Regions from separate parts of the Homo sapiens genome. Here region 2 is linked to region 1. Evidence: read pairs that join two places in POLR2A ChIA-PET (ENCODE). Cell type or tissue: GM12878. All regions are shown on one strand. Links, peaks and the distances in the headings refer to the core of each region. The heading gives the core; the rest is flanking DNA.

Region 1 (10,925 bases), core at 1,403-9,402:
ACAGCTAGAACAAAAATAACAAAAACACTTTGATACAAAAGACCTTAGAAGATACGGGTCATGTTTGTTTGTGACTGTAAACTGCTTAGCTGAAAGTGATTGACACTTTATTTGAAGGCTTAAAATGAAATCCTTCAGACTAGTTTCACTGTTCTGCTATCAGAATCAGATTGAAACACCAGGTAGGCCATATTCAAGCCCAGGGTTTCTGTCACAAGGCCTGGAGATGGCGTGTGGGTCTGAGATCCCCAGGCAAAGCATTTCCCAACATTTCCCTTCCTGAGGAGTACTGCCTGTTGCTCCATTTTAAGATGTCTTGGGGATGGCATAAAATGAGGGCTACTTCAATGGGAGAAGCCTATTGACTCTGAATCCAGACAAGGAGAAGACTCAAATGACCAGAGGTAGCTCCTAAGCTTATGCTTTTGTGAGAAAGTAGCATGAAGTCTAGAATCAGATACTAGGCACATATTCACAAGATAGCTTCTGGACATATATTGGGCTCAGCTGCTTACATCTTCTAAACCTGAAGAAATACATGGTGATAACGAAACAATGAGATCCCAACAGATCCCAAAGCTCTTCTAAATTGCCAAAGAAAGAATAAATTAATAGCTTCAATGTTAATGCATTTCATTGAATTCCAGTTCTTTGAAAGTTGGTAACCAGCTCTTTGAAAGTTGGTAACCTGAGTATGAACGTAGGAAACAGCTTGGTAAAATAGAACATACCAGTTTCCTCTCACTGCCAACTAAATTAGAGTATACCAAAACTAGAAATGCATGAATAAATCACTATGGCCAAAGTGGAGATATTCTCTTCCACTGTAGAATATTAAGCTCATATCTAAGAAGTATCTTTATTGATTGATTGATTTATTTATTTTTTGAGGCAGAGTCTCACTCTGTTGCCCAGGCTGGAGTGCAGTGGTGTGATCTTGGCTCACTGCAACCTCCAGTTCCCAGGTTCAAGTGATTCTCCTGCCTCAGCCTCCCGAGCAGGTGGGATTACAGGTGTGTGCAACCACACCCAGCTAATTTTTGTGTTTTTATTAGAGAGGGGGTTTCACCATGTTGGCCAGGCTGGCCTTGAACTCCTGACCTCAGGTGATCTACCCACCTCGGCCTCCCAAAGTGCTGGGATTACAAGCGTGAGCCACCAGGCCCAGCCTGAAATATCTTCATAGTTTGTAAATCTAGCATTGTCCCTCTCTGTGACAAACTGTTGTGACATATGAAGTCTTGTGCCAGAGTGGACAAAGGTTAAGCCTTATTATAGAACAGCTGAGGTTACATGGATGACGTCAAAAGTCCTTATATTTAGAAACCTTCTCAAATTGCCTTGTGTATTGTCAGCCCTCTCAATCTGTCACTACTGGCAGCCACCAGTGGATCTGGCGTAAGAAGCCTGTGGTTTTGTGTCCCTCCCACAGGCCCACAAACTTTGGACTTTTGGTTCTCTTGCTGACTCCCTGACCCCGTTCCTGAACCCAAGAAATTCACTCCCATGGTGGCTGGCACTGCACCCCCACACCCCTCCCTATGTTCCCTTAGGTGTCTGCTTTCAGGTAGCACTGAAACAGTCATAGCTATTTTTTAAAATGTAACTCTCCTAGAATTTAGCCATGCTATGCTATCTTGCTATTTTGAAAGCTGAATCTATTCAATATATATTTTCAAATATACATTTGTCTGCTCTATATTCTTTTACCTCTACCTGCTACCTATTGCTTCAGATCTCCTGCATCAGACAAATTAAGAAACACCAGATTAAGATGACCATAAAGAGGAGTGTTTGTGGGGATGTAGCAGAAGGCAAAGACCAAATGTCTCACCGTCATTGTCATCTTCATCCTAAAGAAAAGGAACTAAGATTGATAGTGCCGGGGCCTGTTCCAGGCTCTTTTTTTTTTTTTTCTGAGACAGAGTCTCGCTCTGTCGCCCAGGCTGGATTGCAGTGGCAAGATCTCGGCTCACTGCAATGCAAGCTCCGCCTCCCGGGTTCACGCCATTCTCCTACCTCAGCCTCTCCGAGTAGCTGGGACTACAGGCGCCCGCCACCGCCCCCAGCTAATTTTTTGTGTTTTTAGTAGAGACGGGGTTTCACCGTGGTCTCGATCTCCTGACCTCGTGATCCGCCCACCTCGGCCTCCCAAAGTGATGGGATTACAGGCGTAAGCTACCGTTCCAGGCTCTTTGTGGGCATCACCTCACTGAATCTTTTTAGGAGGGAGCAGCTATTATGATGCCCATTGTATAGAGGAGGAAACTGAGGCTTTAGGCGATTGACTGATCTGTCCAATAACACACATCTAGAAAGCGTCAGAGAGAGGATTGCAATCTAAGTCTGTCTGACTCCAGAACCTGGCCTCTTAACCACTAAACAATTATGCCTCTCATTATGGCTGGTCAAACTTTAGCAAAGACTACTTAAAGGCCCTTACAAGGGCAATCCCATAATCAGACCGGAAGTACAACTAAAGCTTTCTTAATCCAGCCACATGTACAGAAGATGATTGAAAGGTTGTATGTAAATCAGTTTTTGAAAATCAAATCCTATTCTAAATTCACCAAGGGAGCGTGCTTCATTTCTTCACAAAAAGAAAAAAGTAATACTATTGTACACAATCAGTTCCAATAGATTTATTTGCCAAGCTTAGCATTTTATATGTATGACTACCTTAGAGTTGGGATAATCTGTGGTCCCCCGTCCTCCCTTAGCACAAATTCACTCACTCATGACGATGAAGGTAATTTGTGATCCAGACAGAAGAGGGAGAAAGAGCCACATCCCTATCCACCAAGTCAGAAATTGTTGGCCAGAGGGTAGGATGGCAGAAATTAATGCTCTTTTCAGAGGGAGAAGAGGAAGCCTGAAATATGCATGAAAGTTACTTGCATGGATGGCTGATAAATTCCTCAGTTAGCCTACTACTTATTGCTCAGCCCCAGCAGTAAAATGAAAGTAACAGCACTATGAGTCAGCTACACTTCTTGAAGCTATTTGAAACCCTCTGAGGAAAACAACAGAGTCAATAAATATCATCACATGATGCGTCATGTAGCTTCTCCTGCAGATGAAATTAGTTGTATGTAGCTAGACTCTTATCATAATTCTACTAGCATTGTGATGGATCTGGAAGGAAGGGCCTTCAGCCCCAGAATTTGCTGTTAGCAGACAGCATCTGTGGGCACCTTCAGGAAATGCCTTAGATGCAGAAAGCCACCTTGCCTAAGATTATGTCCTTTCCAGAAGACGCCCACATCCAGTGACTGACAGAGGAAGGGTTGGTTATAAAGGCCCAGCCACAGTGGCCTAACCTGGGACAACTCTGACAGGGCATTTAGATCCAGAGCTCCCACAGGGTCCACTGAGGCTGTGGACCTGCCTGATCATTCAACTCCTCCCTCTGCTCCTTCTTCACTTCTCCACAGGTGTTGATCCCAGAGACAATCCCTAATAAACACTTTTTACACTCGACTCCACCTCAGAGTCTACTTCCCAGAAAACCCAGCCTGCAATAAGAATCTATACAAACTATTGAAAATGAAAGTTATATTAAGGGGAAAGGTCTTCCATTTATCATGTATAAAATCTGGGAAGCCAGACTAAAACTAAGCTGAGAATTTGCCCCTGTAGTTTTTGTTTTCATGGCATTAATATTAGCAAGAATGACTGCTTATTACTATTTTAAAGGTACAAATCCATATAATTTATTTATCAGCTCATTTTTCTTCTATGGAAAATTCACCTGTGATAAAATTATTTGGATCCCCTTTTCCTCCATTACATGTGTGGTAGATTGCAAAGATGACTACAGTGTAATAACTCCCTGCATCTGTGCCCCTAGTAATGTGACCCTGCAACTCTTTCCATCAAGCGGTAGGCTGGCCCTGAATCTGGGCTGGCTTTGTGACTTGACCAATAGAATGTGGTGGAAATAATATTGTGCTAGTTCCAAGGTAAGACTTGTGGAGGTCTTGAACACTTCTGCTCTCTCTCTAGTGTCCCAGCCAGCCCCAGTGTGGAAAAGCCTGGGCTAGCCTGCTGGAAGGTGAGGAGACCACATGAAGAAACAACAAGTTGACCAAGAGGCCACCCTATGGGTCCCAGTCAACCCGGCAGACCCATAATTGAGCCTAGTCAAGACCAGAACTGCCCAGTTAGGCTCAGTCGAAATTGCTGATCTGCAAAATTGCTAGCTACATAAATAGTGGATGTTTTAAGCCACAAGTTTTAGGGTAGTTTATCTTGCAGCACAAACTATCTGATAGAGTAGCTAGTGGTTATTTCCAAGACTGATTCTGGAAGAATGAATATTTGAGCAAATTGGTTCACTTCCAAAAACTAAGAATTGATATTGTTTTCCACTCCCATCTTCCATTTTCCAATTTCCAAGGCAGGGATCTGAGTAGATATTGAGTAGATGGATATGGAGTAGATATTGATACTGAGTAGATGGGAAGAAATCCAGAAAAATTCCACATAGGTACAGTTAAAATTTCACTTTAAAAATGGCTCAAGAAAAGACTGTATAGTCTAAGAGGTGGACTTCCAGGCAAACATATAGAATGAGATGTGTGATCAAGTTGGGAGTTTGTGAACCATGATCTTGAAAGTCCCTGTATTGTCCACTGTTTAATGTTATGCTGTTTTATGGGCACAAAAGTGGGGAATTGCAGTTGACTTCCTTAGAGAACCCTTAGGAATCCAGCACTCTCTTCCTGCCTGCTATAAATTACAGCTAGTGAAGAAAGAAAGAATATGTCTATTTTTCCAGTAACAGAATAAATAATATTATGAATTAAAAAAATTATTTCAGGTAGAGCATGACTAGTTTTTCTTATACCTTGTGCTAAAAGATTGCTGGCACTGTTGCCATTTCCTAGAAAAAAAGTCACTCTGGTCTCTGGCCCAGGTCCTGACATAAACCTAGTTCCTTTTCTTCTGCTGTGATCAGTCCAGATAAATTTGCACAGAGCAGCTGTTTCTACCTGCTGCTTTCATGCTGACGAGGTATGCATTCCTCTGATCTAGTGCCTGTGGCGGTTTGATTAGTCATAATTAGACCTCAGAAATCAGACTCTTTTCATCTCAATCTCCAAAGCAAAATTTTCTATAAATTCAACATCAGTTTATGTAGGACCTTAAAGTTAAAACAACAACAACAACAAAAAACTCCAAAGAAATCTTTTGACTTCCTGATACCTTTTACTTCTCTAATCTAAATGCTTAGGAAGCATCAGGATTAATTAGGCTAGTTCCTGCTACTCAGCAGCCGGAAGAAGCCGAAAGAGGTGGAGTTTTGACCTGCCTCTGAACCTTCTACATGGGCAGCTGGCCCTGGGCAGGTGTACATAATTAACAGGTGTGAGCTGGCAGGGTACTCGGAAGGTCCTGTTAGCAGTTCCCATGCAATCTTCTGAAAGTAGGGTCTTGAGCTGTCAATGATTTTCTTATATTTGCATGAGTCAATGCACATGATCACACGTCATTTGCCATGCCAGAGTTGTCTCTCAGAGAGTTCACGATATGGACGGTGGTGGCCTAACATTCACCAGCATCTAGACTGCTACCAAGAACTGAAACATATCATTTCTCTTCTTAATAAACTCCCTTTAGGTATTTTCTAGTCCACCCGGCTCAAGCAAGTTCACACATCGACAAATATAGGGCTGTTGGTGGAGTGGGTAGGGGCTGGCTGGGGTGGAGGTACAGCATGGTAGCATACTCCCATGACATATTTGCACTCCCCTCGAACTTTGTGTAGAGATGAACATCTGATCAAAATGAATACAAAATCTATCTAATGATCCTGTAGAAACCACGCCTATTAATTAATCCACTGTTGACAATGTCAGGTGACACGTTATAACAACGCCATTGTGTTTCTGAGCTTTATTTGTTATATACCTTAAAATAAGACAGTTTCTACAATTATAACTTTAAACAGGTGTTCAATATTTTGAAGCTAATAAAGTATGGACAAGTGCTTATAAGGACCTTTTACATTTCTGGAGGTTTTTATAGTAAGTAAATAATTTTATGCAGCTTGTGCATTTATATAATTAAAAGTTTTTTTGATAGGTGCAGCAAACCACCATGGCATGTGTATACCTATGTAAGAAACCTGCACATTCTGCACATGTATCCCAGAACTTAAAGTATAATTTTTTAAAAAAGTTTTTAAGTTTTAAGAAGTGTAAAAAACAGTATTTAAGAAACATTAATGCAAGATAATAGATCTTTATGTGAAACAAAACTATACAACATGAAGAAAGAAACAAGAATTTTTAAAAATCTCAAGAGTAGATATAACACAATAAAAAACAATCTCTGGATGTGAATAATCAATACGCTATCATCAAACAGAGAAACTTAAGAGCTATATGGTATAAATAGGAGTACTTCAAAGGAAGACTTTGGGGACAAGAATCATGTATAATAATATTTTATTAGTAAGTTAAAATTTTCTAAAACAGTGGATATAATTCTGGGAAAAGCTAAAGTAAATGCATAAAATTCTCAGGGTTTCCAGGCACCTGTGTAAGGGTGTGCATGTTTTAGCAGCAACTACTGGCGTTTCCTCTTTCTCTTAGTAGCTGAGTCATTGGCCAGTCAGGAACCTCACTACGGAGGTTCTTAATTAACTGCAGCTGTGTTTAAATATTTTGCTCTCAAACAATAACAATAATAGAAGCAACAATTTAAAAATAGTATTCATACGCAAGCTTTATTGAGAGCTGACTATCTACTGGGCTCTGTTCCAACCACTTTATATGTAATACAGCATTGATCCTCACTAGAATGAAGAAGTGGGGACTATTATTGTCCTCATTTTACAAAGGATCTAAGATAGTTACTATTCTTGAGCTCAGATTAACTTTTACCACTTTTCAAATGTCAGAGTGGTGTATGGTAATAAGAAGCGTAGGCCAGTGCAGTGGCTCACGCCTGTAATCCCAGCACTTTGGGAGGCCAAGGCTGGCAGATCACTTGAAGTCAGGAGTTTGAGATCAGCCCAGCCAACAGGATGAAACCTCGTCTTACTAAAAATATAAAAATTAGCCCAGCTACCCAGGAGGTTGTGGTAGGAGAATTGTTTGAACCTGGGAAGTGGAGGTTGCAGTGAGCCAAGATTGCACTAATGCACTCCAGCCTGAGCAATAGTGTGAGAATCCATCTCAAAAAAAAAAAAAAAAAAAAGTGTAAAACTGTACCAAAGGCCTGGGGTGCCCAGGGACAGAGTTTTCTAGCTAGCTCAGGAAGCACACTGGGCTATGACGCATTACAGTCTTCTGCTTCCATTTCCAGTATTTCCAAAGGCAGCCTGTGGGCTGCCTTACTGCCCTGGACTCCTGGAAATAGAGCTAGAGTCACAAGGATTTATGGCCAATAGTGGGCATTACCTTTAATCCAAGCTACTTAGGGAAATAAATCCCTAAGTAGTACTGAACAATCCCATTAACTAGGCAAGGAAGTTCATTGGTTAAGAAAAAAAAATAAGGCATGCTTTAGAATCAGGTCTTCGTTCAAATCTTATATCTATTACTCATTAGATGAGATTATAGGCATCCAATCTTAACATCTTTTTTTCTCCCACACTGCAAAAAGGCAAACAGAATTAGGTTTTACCTGCAGCAGGAAGAATTCAAGCGAAAAATTAACAGACGCAGGTTTTCCTGAGTCAGCATTTCTAACACCTAGGAGGGTTTGCCAGAAAGGTTACAGAATTCTCTTTTCCATAAACCTTCAAAACCATGACAGAGCATCATTAAGAAGAGGGGTTTCACTGAGTGCAACCCTGGTGGTCTGTGAAGGACTTACAGATGGTCCCTTTGGTCTCTTGATACCAATATTAACCTATTATATTTGCCTAAAAGATAATTTTCACTTCATGTAATTACTGTCTTGTTTGCCTCTACTTACATTCCAAACTTTATTAAAATACATTAGAAAATGAAGATACCTTCATTTGAAATTATTGGCTACTTCTGTTTCAAGATAACAGAAAGCCCCCAATCAAACCTAAGATGTATGTGAAACTCTTTATTAGTGTGTGAAATGTATCAAAACCAGTCGATTACTTCCACGAATTAATGAATAATTAAGCAGAGAAACAGATGCAAAATGAGAAATGGTTACATTAAATGAAGAACTTCTTGTGCCTGAGAACAAAATTTGATCAGTTTAGGTCTAGTCTATTTTTTGTGGCAGCCTGAAAATGCAGAGAGACAGGTAAACAAATATAGAGAGTACAACAATGAATTGTAGGCACTGGTGATGAGAGAGCCAGCTAGAGTAAGCAAATGAGGTAGGCAGCTGCCAGGTCTACCTGGGGCCATTGCTGGAGAAAATCAGTTTGGTGCTTCTGCTCCATGGCAGGCCAGAGGCAGGAAGGACTTTTTAAGAGTTGTGCAATAGTTAAGAAATAGATGGACTCTTTTCATCCATGCCATAGGCTCAACATACTACCCCCTGATGGTTAAAACTGCCTGTTATGCTGAAACATTCCATACAGGCAAGTGAAGAACACTGGAAATTCATTCCATTATTCCACAAATACTGCCTGTATCCTATGTGTGCCAAGCTCTATGCTATGCTGGGAATACGATGGTAAATAAGACCTAAGACTTGCTTTCAGGACATACAATTCAGTTTTTAAAAGCCCCCAGTTATAGAAGTTACAATAAAGTGTTATGGCAGTCACCAGGAAAGTGGAGGAGGCATATGATGGGTGTCAGCCTAGTCTAGGGATCAAGGAGTTGTCGAAGAAACAAGCTAGACACTAGTTAAAGGCAATAAAGGCAGATTGTGTGCAGGAAGAACTACTGCAGGAAGGGAAAGAGACTTTAGTATAGAACTGAGCTCAGTTCTCAATGCAGCAGACAGCCGGGGATTTATAGCCAGCAAGCAGAGTAAGCAGTCTGTGGATGGAAAGTTACTAAGAGGGACATCAAGTGTTGGCGGATTCTTGCTAAACTGGCATCCCAGAACTTGTGATAAAGGTGGACCAAAGACTTAGAACTCAAGGTTAGCAGAGAAGATGAAGAACTTGACCAGATGTCAAGGTTGGTGAGATATCAAGGGTGGGGGAATCTAAACTGACTAGGAGGATGCTTGATGAAACAGGCTTCAGCAGGCCAAGGACAGGGCCCAAGGATGAGGCCTGGTCAAAAAGAAGACTCTGAGGAGCTGTTTAAAGTTTGGTCGAGGAAAGGGCTTTTGTCAGAGTGCTTGCAGAAAGGAGTATTAAAGCTGATTCAAGTTGGATGAAGGTGTATTCTAAGCAGAGGGAAGAGCACCTGTGAAGGCCTTAGAGGTGAGGCGAGCATGGTATATTTGGGAAAGTAAAAAATGCTGATGGATAAATGAAGTTTGAGGCAAATAGGATAGGAAATGAGACCAGAGACAGAAGCAAAAGAGAGATTTGAAGGCACTGTAAATCTTGTTAGAAGTTCAGATTCTGTCTCAAGGCCAGTGGGGAGTATTATGATTTGGTTTCTCTAGCCTGCAGAGTGAAAGATAGATTGGAGGGGGCAAGACTAGAGCAGCTGTCAACCTATATATCAGAGAGAGGCTCTCTAAAAGAAAATAATATTTATTCAGGAATGGGCATTGCCATGGGAATAAATGTACCATGGTAAACTATATGTGCATTCAGGAAGGTAAAGGGAGACAAAGGTTTTTAAAGGAAAAATGAGGAGAATTGCATACTTGTTTTGAGACAATTATCCTTGGCTATTACAAAGATCAATAACAAGGGTGATGTCAGTCTAAGTTTGGACATGCATTTGCAGGGAAGATGTCCTTATAGAAGTATTTTTGTAAGGATGCTGTGGCCTTTTTGCAAGGTAGCTTTTGCAGAATCTTCTGTGATAGTTTTTTTTGTTATCAGGCACAAAAGCATGAGACAGCTTTATGACATTCCCCAGCTCTATTTGTCATGTGTTGGTTTGGTGTTTGTTTTTGCTTTTTAACACAAGTGACTCCATTTTGATTCTGACAGTTTGTACACAGGGAGCCCAGTTGAGCACATGCTACAATAATTTGGGAGTGAGTTAATGTAACCAAGGTGAGGGTGATGGCATGGAATGATACAGAAATAAAAGAATGAAGATATTTAGGAGATAGGAATAGTAGTACTTAGGGCATAATTTACTGGGAGTAGAGAGAAAGGTAGGAGTGAAGGACAGTTCCCAGGCAATGGGGTGGATATTGAAGTTGGGAACATTGATGGCACAGCAACTCATGGGGAAAGATGATGTATTCATTAGGGACAGACTGAGTTTGAGCTTTAAGACATTAAAGTTTGGAGCTCAGCTACTGAAACTCCGTTATCTTCTGTCCTGTGGGGCCTTGCATTGTCTTGTGAGGGCTGAGTGGAAATCTCCTGCTGTTCCTCACTGATTACCAGGTACTTGTTCTGATGATTCACCTACACTAGAGAATGAAAGACAGAAAACAGAGATGTTGGAGAAGGGGTAGCAGGGTTAGAAAGGATAACAAGAGGGACAGCCAATAGAAAGAGAATGTAGGAATTACCTAATAGAACAGTTTTTGTCCTCCTTCTGACCTTTCTACAACCCCCCAAGTCCAGCTATTAAGAACGAAGTTAGGAGGTATCATTCACTTCTCAAGACTAAACCTTGCAACAATTCACACACCATGGGATGATTGACACCCTACAGGAAATAGTTCCACAAATAATCTAATACTTAAAGTGATTTAGAGACAATTTACTGGTGAGATTAAAATGCCTTTCTTTCCATATACACACTTCAACCTGGATAGATTTCAGAAACATAAAGTTGAATGAAAAAAATTAAGTTGTAAAATAAAACATATAAATATGGAAGTCTTTTTATGGATATATACATATATGTAAAAACAGGATTATTTTTACCAATAGGGAAGGAGTGAGG
Region 2 (10,925 bases), core at 1,834-9,833, 55 kb after region 1:
AGCAAACAGTATGATAGTTCCATAAGATAGAATGATTATTTTTAAAAGGCCACACGTCATCGTTTGTAGCTAATCTTGCCTCATCAGTTCTCCAACCACTGGGAGAAAAGGCTGTTTTAAGGCAGAAGAGAAAGCCTCTGATGAATTTAGATGGTGTGGGGGGATATTGCAATGGAAGACTACAGTTCACACAAAAGGAAGTGCTCATTTCTAGGCTTGATCCTGGGGCCAGTGAAAAACTCTCTAAGGGAGTACTCCCCTTGCTATATATGGTTGGCCCAAATATAAACCAGGCTTGTTTTTCAGCTTCATACTTAGTGAGTCAATATTTGCAAAAATGCTGCAAATATCACCTTATGGAAATGTTATTACAGTGTTCTTGTGGTTTACTTTTATTGTTTGCTTGTTGTTTTTCTACTCCAAGTTTATTATAAGGCCTCTTTCAGGCAGTTTTTCAGCCTAATGTAGAATGGTATGGTTCAGTGCATAAACAGCCATACACACCCTCTCATGTCCAGAATTGATCAAGTAAACTCTGACTTCTCATTTCCTTAGACAGGATTGCCCCAGTCCCAAAGGGAAGGAAAGCTGGCACAGTAGGTATTTACCCAGTGTGGTATGCAGGGGTAGTGCAACCATACTGTGCAAAGGCCCCAGCACAAAAAAGAAAAGTGCACTCTTTCTACAAATTGGGGCCAGTTCTCTGTTGTTTCTGTTCTGTTTGTTTTTGGCGCAGTTTCCTGATTCAGATGAATCCATTTTGCATTAACAGAACAAACAAGTGCATAGAAGGGACTTGTGCTCAAAGATGTGATGTTTAGATTCAGTGATGAATTAAATCTTTTAGGGAAAATGAGCCTCTCTTAGGGTTCCTCCTGAGGGCTATATAAACTCTGTGATACTAATCTAGCAGGGTGTCTATACTCCTGAGGATTGATAGCTTCCTGTTCAGGTTTGTGTGCCACCAACTCGCCCAAACAACTCTCTTGCTAATAATGTTTTAGATTCCCCTAATAATACCCAGCTTAGGCCTGAGCATACCAGATAAATTGAAACAATAGTTATCAGTTGATTCTACCTCTCTATATTCAGCTTGTAACTAACACCCCAGAAGAGAAATTCCTCCTGCATTAACCTGCTGACACTGGCCACGATTTCAAGCATACTTTGAGTTTTCTATCACTCTCATTGTTTTGTATCTCAGAAACCCACTGGTGCCTGTCTCTACATTTAATCATCTGACATTTGTAAGCCTTCAGTAATAGCACCATCAAGTTTACCCAGGATGTTTACCATCAGTTACTCATCACAGTACACCTGCAGGGCAGGTAGCTGTTGGGACTGCATTTTATAGGACAGGAAACATACCCCAAATGATGACACACAGGGAATCTGAGGCAGCACCATGATCCAAATTCTAGATACTAAAGCTGTACCTGACCCAATACAGTAAATGCTAATGCGTTAGGTGGATTTTCATCACTGTATAGTTGACCTGTTACTCAAAGCACTGCCTTCTCTAGAAAACCTTTTTCCAACCACTCCAGTCCACAGTTACTCTCTCTTGAAGCAACCTTCCCCAGCTCCTTCCCAAACTCCAGACATATTTTCTTTGTATATTATATTCATATTTAATCACATCCTCTCTGTATGGTCAATCGTTTTCAGGTTATATTACTTTCTTTCTGGAATATGATCTCCTCAAGGATACTTGGATTTGTATTCCTCCATCATTCCTAGCACTGTGCTTATTCCCAGATGGGCCTGAAAATGCACTCTCCCGTGGCCACTGCTGGCCTGGCTGGCTGCTGAAAACGATAAACTGAACTAGGATGTGCTTCTCAGCTTGACCCAAAAGGAACACATAGACTACCCACTGCCAGGTACTGCCTCCCTGGTGGACTCCTCTGAACCAAGCAGGTAACAGGCATTGCCTCCCTGCAGTCCTTGCAGAAGTCTTGTACTGTAACATGCCCTCTTGGCCTCACAAGTTCATGTGTAAGCAGTTCATGAGCTAACCTTGAAGTGAGCACCCATGAATTGCCAGCTTGCCCTGGGGAGCTGGGCAGCAAAGACAGAGCTGAGTAAGGCTGGCCTCTGTGTTCAAACCAACAAGCTCAAGAGTGTCTAATTATTTCTAGAGACGCTGCTCTGCTGTGGCAGGTCTACACCTGTCTACTCAGCAAGCATCCCATTTAACTTGTACATGCAGGGAAAGCAAAAAGGCATGTTCACTTTTACAAAAGGTAAACATGTTCAAAGTAGAACATTTGGGAAATAAGTCTATAAAATTATAAAGCTATCCATTTTATATTTAGCCAAATATAAAATTGATATTTATCCAAATATAAAATTACAACGCTATCTCTGGTTGTTTATCTCACCACGCAGAGATAAACAACATTAACATCTTGGTATATTCTTTCTAGCCTAATTTTTCTTTATAAAATATTTTTCTCACATAGCTGAAATTGTACAGTTTTATAACCTGATTTTTTTCACTTGACATTAGGATTTCACTTAGCATTTTCTCATGCTTCTGCTACTATATTGTTCATATGTCATGTTAATATTACTGGAGTGTGCTACTGAGAAACCTGTCCCAAATCATTCCACTGTAATTTTTTCAGGAAAGAGTCAAACCCTCTTCCTGCTGGAGAAAATAAATGTCATTTCTCATGACAAACCTAAGGTTTTCAGCTATATAAAAATGGCCTGTGTGGCTGACTACTGATGCCCCACTCTTATTTCTCTGGATCTAATCACTTGGAGAAATGGTAGACTTTTTTCTTGCCAGCTGACAGTTTCTCATCTAAAGCACCAAGACTTTCTTCTTCTCTGCCTTGGGGTTTTCTCCAAGATTCAAAGCCCCAGAAGCAATCTTCAACCAATGAGTGGAGAGTTGGTAGATAAGTACCCCATTTTCTTGAACCTCTTTGGCAAGGTTTGGAAGCCATTCTACTCAGTTACTCTAAGGTTCCTGGAAAGACCAATCCCCAGGTGCCCATTTGGGTGGAATTCACATACCATTGACATTTTCTCCTTTCCTGTCTCGCTGTTCCCACTTAGTCAGTGATGCACCCTGAGGCCCACTCCTGAATAACTACCCAAACTTGGCCTTGTTTCAGGTCTGTTTTGAGGGAGGATCAGACCCAAACAAAAACAGTTACCTAAAAGCTTATCAAGAAAGAATGTAGAGGAGAAAAATATTGTTTCACATCTGGCCAATAAATTATTTACTACTACTAATCAGGTGCCCTATGTGGAAAATATAAGAGCTTACATCACTAACTTAGACTGTCTGAAACCTTCCTTTCTGAGCCATCCTTATTCCCTTCCAGGTCCTTTGAAAATTCTGTCCATAATTTTACGCAAAAATAGAATGGTAGTTCCCATTTCTTTGGTGGTCATTCTTTAGAACACACTTATTGTTTGTCTTCAGAGCTATTTAGAAACAGCCCTGTCACCTTCAGTGGCTGTTCTGTGAAGAATCTGGAGGCACACTAATTTGAAATGTCAGTGGATTTAAACAGATTGAAGTGTCTGTTAAATCCAACCAATAGGTTAATAGTCTTTGTTTATACAGCTGTGGTTTGATATAAACCTGCAGGAGCAGTTGAGTACCACATAAATAACTTACTGAGGAGTGCTTAAGGCCAATTCATGAAGCAATAGATATTTCAAATAAATCAGAGAGCCAAAGAGTCTTTGAAACCTCAAACTGTTTACAAAAGAACTGAGACTTTGTCTTCCCTCACAAAATAATGTGAACCCTTACCACACTTCTGGACATTCTCTACTAAGAAGGATTTCATATCCCAATGATTTAAGAGCCCAGGGCCCTTCCCTATTGCCTTTTTCTTAGGACCCTCATTTCCTATACTAGTATGCCTTTTTCTCCTTCAGTACTTGCTTTTATGCTACTTGTTATTTAGAAACAGATCAAAATCTTTAGAGGCTAAGTTACAGGACATCACCCATTCCTCACTGATACATAATTGAAAATCAACACAATTCTGAATCACAAAATAAGTATAAGAAAGACAACAAAGTTCTGATATTTCTTGTGATGAGTATTTTGATACTTTTTTGAAATATCAAATATATTTCAAAAATATTTCTTTTCTACTACCTTCTGCATGTGCTGAGTTTGCCTATTCAATAACTTTGCCAGTGACACATCTGAGATTATGAATAAGTTTCCAATGTAGAATTATGAACTGAAAAGCTAACTGAAGTCCCAAGTCATATAATTAACTATACCTCATATATATGCTAAGAGTCAAAGATTAGAAGCAAAGGCAGGTGGTGAATTGATTTAACAGGAAAGTGGGATGTCTTGTCAGGAATTGTAACTGTGATCAAATGAGGGTGTTACCAGTGAAAAACAAATTAATCTCCACATCACCAAACAGGTATCCCCAGCAGCTTCTCTAATAGCTCCTGAAAACAAATTGACATTAAGATAGCAAGCAGAAAGGTCTGGTAGCACAGCTAATTAATCAGCACTCACATTGGGTTTGTTTGAAAAAAATCTTAGCTTTGTTTGACATAGATGAACGGTAGCAGAACTTCCAAGTAATTTAAATGGATTAAGATAAAACACCCAACCTTAGGGCTCTTTTAATTGACAAGGAGAGAAATCAAACTCAAATTATATCAAAGAACAAAAGAGGGTAGAAGTTTATGGATCATGTATCTAGGAAGCCCAATGTCTTTGGGGAAGTCCAGGGACTTTAGGCAAGGCTGGATCCAGGGGCTCCAACAGTGCCATCAGAGCAACATTTCTCTCTCTCCCTTCCTCCATTATGGGTGCTAGAGTTTATGAGTCATTCCACAGACTGAAGCCTCTTCTTCACAGTTCCAGTGAGACCCAGGACTTTCCCAACTGGGCAAAGATTGCACTACTTGCTCATCCCTTCATCTCAGACTCTTAGCCTGACAGTCATGCTCAGTCCTCAATCTGGAGGTCAGGCTGCCCATATACATATAACCAGAAATGAGAGAGGTATGGTTTCCCAAGAGATGCTGAGCAAGCAAGGAAAGATGTTCACTCTGATGTCTTGCCCCTCATTTATATTATACATTGATTGAAGGAGCAACCATGTAATGCATTTTCATGCTCAAAGCAGCTATCATGGATCCTTCTCTCTAGTAGGTACCCATCTCCACTTATTGACCAGTTGATTGACTGGTGTAGAACACTCAGCAACTAGTGGGTTTTCCTTTGAGCAAAACCCACACAATGGCACTTTGCAGCAAGAACCCAGAATCTCACCAAGCGTAATTCTTACATACACAGGTTACTAACGAGTCTTTGTAGATGCCTGCCTATCTTGGAAAGGATTTTAACTTCAAACATAAAGCCGAAAGGCAGATCAGATGTGATAACTGACTCCATTTGCATACGGATGCCCAGCAATCCATTTTTGAGTGGTGAGCATTTTTGAGTGAGAGCATTTTTGAGTGGTGAACTGTGGCTGGTCCTATATATAGGTAGTAGCAGCTACTTACATAATATTTTGACAACTCTCCCAAGCACTTTCAAGTCTCTAATTTCCCTGCCACCCATCAATCAAAGCCTGTGTGGTAGGGTATTATAGAAAAAACATATTTTGGGAGACGAAGCAGGAAGATGGTTTGAGTCTAGGAGTTCAAAACCAGCATAGGCAACATAGGGAGATCGCACCTCTACCAAAATAAAAGATTAGCTGGGTGTGGTGGTGCATGCCTGTGGTCCCAGCTACTCAGGAGACTGAAGTAGGAGGATCACTTGGGCCTGGGAGGTTGAGGCTGCAGTAGGCTGTGATTGCACCACTGCTCTCCAGCCTGAGCAACAGAATGAGACTCTGTCTCAAAAAAAGAAAAAGAAAAAACACTGGGTTGGGATGGGTTCTAGTGACCACCCTGCTATAAATGGGTTAATAAGATGTGTGATTTTGAGTAAGTCACTTTGTCCCTCTGAGTATCAGTGACCTCATCTATAAAGCAAGGAATTCATTCTCTTCAAGTTCTGGCATTCTGTAAGCTCTCCAGCAGAGTAGTAGCTCTCAACCTTGGCTTCATGTTAGAGAAAGCTTGAGAGCTTTAAAAATAACGCTGATTTCTAGCCATAACCTGTACAAATTACATAAGAATTTCTGGTGGTGGGATCCAGGCATCCATACATGTTTTAAATTTTTCCAGGTGATTCCAACGTGCAGCCAAGGTGAGAATCACTATTGTGTTTCACTCCGTAATCTTCTAGAAGAGCAAACTGACAGAATCAGAAAAGATCCCCAGCTAAATACTCCCCAATATCCTGTCTGCAGCCAATGTGGGCCTGCAGCTAGCAGCATCTGCCATCAGCATTTCACTTGCTGCATTAGAAATTATTTTCTTTTATTGATGCTCCCAGTGCCATCTGGCACTCAGCATATTCCAGGGAGAGCTTCCAGAATTAGGCCATCATTGTGGTTCGTGCTGGATTCTTAGCAAAAATGGTTTACCTTAAACCATTTCAGCCAAAGTATATTTTTCACTATTAAGAGAATAGAAAACTTCAAGGTACACTATATTTTGCATAATGACCTAGGAAATGAGACGCACCCAATTGATAGCTTAACCTTTTCCCTCCTCTTATGTAATAACACATATTTTTGTTCAATTACATGAATCATCAAATTCACTTTAACATCAGAATACATTGAAAAACAGGGGGAAGTATAATCCTTAGCAATGAGCTGCTTTTTAAAAGAAAAAAATCATAATTAGTTGAGCTTTCCATAGCTTGATAATACTAACCAGCACTTAAGTCACTTTCAATGAGAGGTTGGTCTGTTTCATTGAACCTTTTTTCCTAGGGGAAAAAAAAATTTGCTATACAATTTCATGAGTCACATCCATACCTCCTGCCACATAATCACATGTTCCATGCAAGCCTGTCTCCCACGTACAAGGGCTTGCTTTTCACCTTTGTTTGTTTCTTCTTGTCTCTGCTGTGTGAGCTCTGATGCCCTTTGAAAGTAGCAAGACAGAAATAACCTGGGTTGAAGTTTCAGAAAGTTACCTTGTCTTTATGAAGCTTTATTCACTTACAGGCTTCTAAAAATATATCCGACAGGATTCAAAAGCATAACATAAATGAAGTCAATGAAAAGATGAGCCCTCTTCACTCTTCACTTTTTTCCTAAGCCTTAAAACAAGCAAGCATTGTGGTGATTAAATAAAAATAAATGCCTCTTGATAACTTACTGAGGAGTGCTTGAGGCCAATTCATGAAGCAATAGATGTTTCAAATAAATTAGAGAGCCAAAGAGTCTTTGAAACCTCAAACTGTTTACAAAAGAACTGAGACTTTGTCTTCCCTCACAAAATAATGTGAACCTTATTGATAAACCTCTTGATAAACCATGTTAGCCTCATTTTTCTTCAGAGAGGCTCAAACTCATGACATTTCCCTCTTTGTGTAGGGAGGTCCCTGAATGTAAAAGGGGTCTTGTGCCTGATTTATATGGCTTCAAATCCAGTAAACCATACACATTATTGTAGATTGCAATTCTATGGGTATGCTCAAAATTTATGGTTCTGCAAAAACCCTCCCCATAGTGATTTCCCACAGTCATTTGGACTTTGGCTTCTCTTAATTAATCACACGAATAACACCAGACTCCCATTCTCCCATGGCAACACTTACATGCGGTTAAGTAGAAGTCACCCCTTTTGAAGGAGTTAGTTCACCTTTCTCTCTGCCACTACTTCACTCTCTTATGTCACCATTTCTTCTTTGGGGTATTATATTTAGGAAAGCCTCCTCTGCTCTCAGGTTTCCTGAAACCTTCTGGGAGTTTTAAGGGTCTTGTATTAGTTAGGGTTTTCTAGAGCAACAGAACCAATAGGATAGATTAAAATATAGATGTATATATATATATTCTATATGTACACACGTATATGTACACATACATATATGCATATATACACACACATGGGGAATGGCGAGGAGAGAGAATGATGTCAAGAAATAAGCTTTTGCAACTGTAGAGACCGGCAAGTTCAAAATATGTAGGGCAGGCTGGCATTTCAGGTAAGAGTTGAGCTTGCAGTCCTGAGTCTGCAGGTTAGGAACTAAGGCAGAGTTTCTATGTTAGTCTTTAGACAGGATTCCTTGGACATGAACAGACACTTCTCAAAAGAAGACATTTATGCAGCCAAAAAACATGTGAAAAAATGCTCACCATCACTGGCCATCAGAGAAATGCAAATCAAAACCACAATGAGATACTATCTCACGCCAGTTAGAATGGCAATCATTAAAAAGTCAGGAAAAAACAGGTGCTGGAGAGGATGTGGAGAAACAGGAACACTTTTACACTGTTGGTGGGACTGTAAACTAGTTCAACCATTGTGGAAGTCAGTGTGGCGATTCCTCAGGGATCTAGAACTAGAAATACCATTTGACCCAGCCACCCCATTACTGGGTATATACCCAAAGGAATATAAATCATGCTGCTATAAAGACACATGCACACGTATGCTTATTGTGGCATTATTCACAATAGCAAAGACTTGGAACCAACCCAAATGTCCAACAATGATAGACTGGATTAAGAAAATGTGGCACATATACACCATGGAATACTATGCAGCCATAAAAAATGATGAGTTCATGTCCTTTGTAGGGACATGGATGAAATTGGAAATCATCATTCTCAGTAAACTATCACAAGGACAAAAAACCAAACACCACATGTTCTCACTCACAGGTGGGAATTGAACAATGAGAACACATGGACACAGGAAGGGGAACATCACACTCTGGGACTGTTGTGGGGTGGGGGGAGGGGGGAGGGATAGCATTAGGAGATATACCTAATGCTAAATGACGACTTAATGGGTGCAGTACACCAGCATGGCACATGTATACATGTGTAACTAACCTGCAAATTGTGCACATGTACCCTAAAACTTAAAGTATAATAATAATAAAGTAAAATTAAATAAATAAATAAATAAATACGAAGACAGCTAAAACCAGCCAATATAGGGGGAAAAAAAAAAAGAAACTTCAGTATCTGCTTTTGAGGCCTTCAACTGATTGGATAAGGCCCATGCACATTATTATTCTGTAGTGGGTGCTAATAACTTTATGTTGCCTTGGCATCTATTTTTAAATATAAGTTTAACTTTCTCATACCAGAAGCAGGCCTCAGTCACCGCTGATGTAGTTTCCAATACTATATCCCACCCAAACATTTCTAGCCAGCGGTCAGAGATAGAATTCAGGGGTATCTCTCCTGCCTAGCAGGCTGGGTTTCCTGCTTTCCCACTGCTTCCTGTAAACAGACCAATTAAATATTTGTCCATGAACTTAAAGTGACCACCGCCCAGTCACACTGTAGAACTAGTGCCTGTTTTCTGTAAACCCACCAGTTAAAGCTCCCCACAGGAAACCTTTTTGAATAATGCCCTGGACCCAATAAAGGCATTGGCCCACTGGTTCCTTCACTCTCTCTGTCTCTTTGTCTTTTCTCCCTGACCTCCATGTGTGTGTGGCCTCCACATATGCTGTATATTCTCCAGGGTCTGTAAGTACTAAAAACTTTACAACTGGCCAGGCATGGTGGCTCACTCCTGTAATCCCAGCACTTTGAGGCCGAGGCAGGTGGATCACTTGAGGTCAGGAGACTAGCCTGGCCATCATGGTGAAACCCCATCTCTACTAAAAATACAAAAATTAGCCTGGAGGGAACCTGGGAGGCAGAGGTTGCAGTGAGCCAAGATTCCACCACTGCACTCCAGCCTGGACTATGAAGCGAGACTCTGTCTCAAAAATCAATCAATCAATCAAATAAAACTTACACATGATTGTTTTGTCATTGAAGCTGTGCCTACAATCAAACCCCTGATGGCAAGGCTGCCTGAAAGGGACCCATGCAAGTAGATTCCCTCCTGGTGCTCTTTTGTCTGGACCTCTCAGTTGCTGGGGACAGTAAATAGCAACTAACTTGGTAGAGTTTCATTCCAAACAGATTAGTCTGCCTTAATAAAAGTCTCCCGAGTATAAATGTTAACCACATTTTTAAAGTACTTTTACAGCAACATCTAATAACTTAACTTTGGTCACACAAAAATACTTGAAACTTTTTCTTCCCTCCTCCCCCGTTTGTATATTTTTTGCCTTACTTTAAGATCTTTACCTATTATTTGTTCCTTAGCCACTAATTATAACTGTTTTTTACATTTTTTATTTTAAATCTTCATAATAAAGGATTGAAAATTGTACATAGCACCATTACAGCAATGGGGTATTCTGAGTTTTATTATAAATTTACCTCTACTGGTGAGTTTTATACTTTCATGTGTTTTCATGATAGCAGTTATTATCCTTTTGTTTCCAGTTGAAACACCTTCTTAAGCATGTCTTGTAAATCCAGTCTAGTGGTGATAAATTCCCTTGGTTTTTGTTTGTCTGGGAAGGCTTGTATTTCTCCTTAATTTCTGAAAAACAAATTTGCTAGAAATAAAAATCTCGTCTGGTAGGTTTTTTTCTTTCAGGACTTGGAATACATCATCCCATTCTCTCCTAGCCCACAATGTTTCTGCTGAGAAATCTTCTGATAGTCTAACATGAATCCTCTTATATGTGACTTGACACTTTTACAGCTTTCTCTCTTTGTTTTTTGGCTGTTTGATTATAATCTGCCTCAGAGAGGGTCTTTTTGAGTTGAATCTAATTGAGGACTTTAAGCGTCCTGAATCTGGATGTCCATATCTCTCCTCAGATTTGGGATTTTTTTCAACTCTTATTTTGTTAGATTTTCTGTGCCCTTCTCCACCCTTCTCCCTCTGACTCTACTATAATGCAAAAATTTGTTTAATGGTGCCTCGTAAGTCCAATAACCTTTCTTCATTCTTTTTTATTCTTATTTTCTTCTTTTTGACTGGGT

What was found. ChIA-PET counts read pairs that join two places held together with the same protein. Peaks named below come from ENCODE experiments on the same cell type or tissue, not always from the same donor. Only the 100,000 strongest peaks of a DNase experiment are listed, where the experiment ranks them.
Region 2: POLR2A ChIA-PET joins it to region 1 with 6 read pairs; 3 of 35 experiments call an interaction of 5 or more read pairs at or near these places.

Annotation. Positions count from the first base shown.
Region 1 is chr5:115,374,773-115,385,697 of GRCh38, forward strand. No RefSeq gene overlaps it. Among named protein-coding and RNA genes, the nearest start is that of CCDC112, 84 kb to the left of the region's middle. RefSeq lists an enhancer at 3,104-3,183. In GM12878, for the core only: no CTCF peak of the experiment used is centred there; DNase peaks (open chromatin) are centred at 3,029, 5,099 and 5,389.
Region 2 is chr5:115,429,250-115,440,174 of GRCh38, forward strand. No RefSeq gene overlaps it. Among named protein-coding and RNA genes, the nearest start is that of FEM1C, 110 kb to the right of the region's middle. RefSeq lists a silencer at 6,810-7,010. In GM12878, for the core only: no CTCF peak of the experiment used is centred there; no DNase peak of the experiment used is centred there.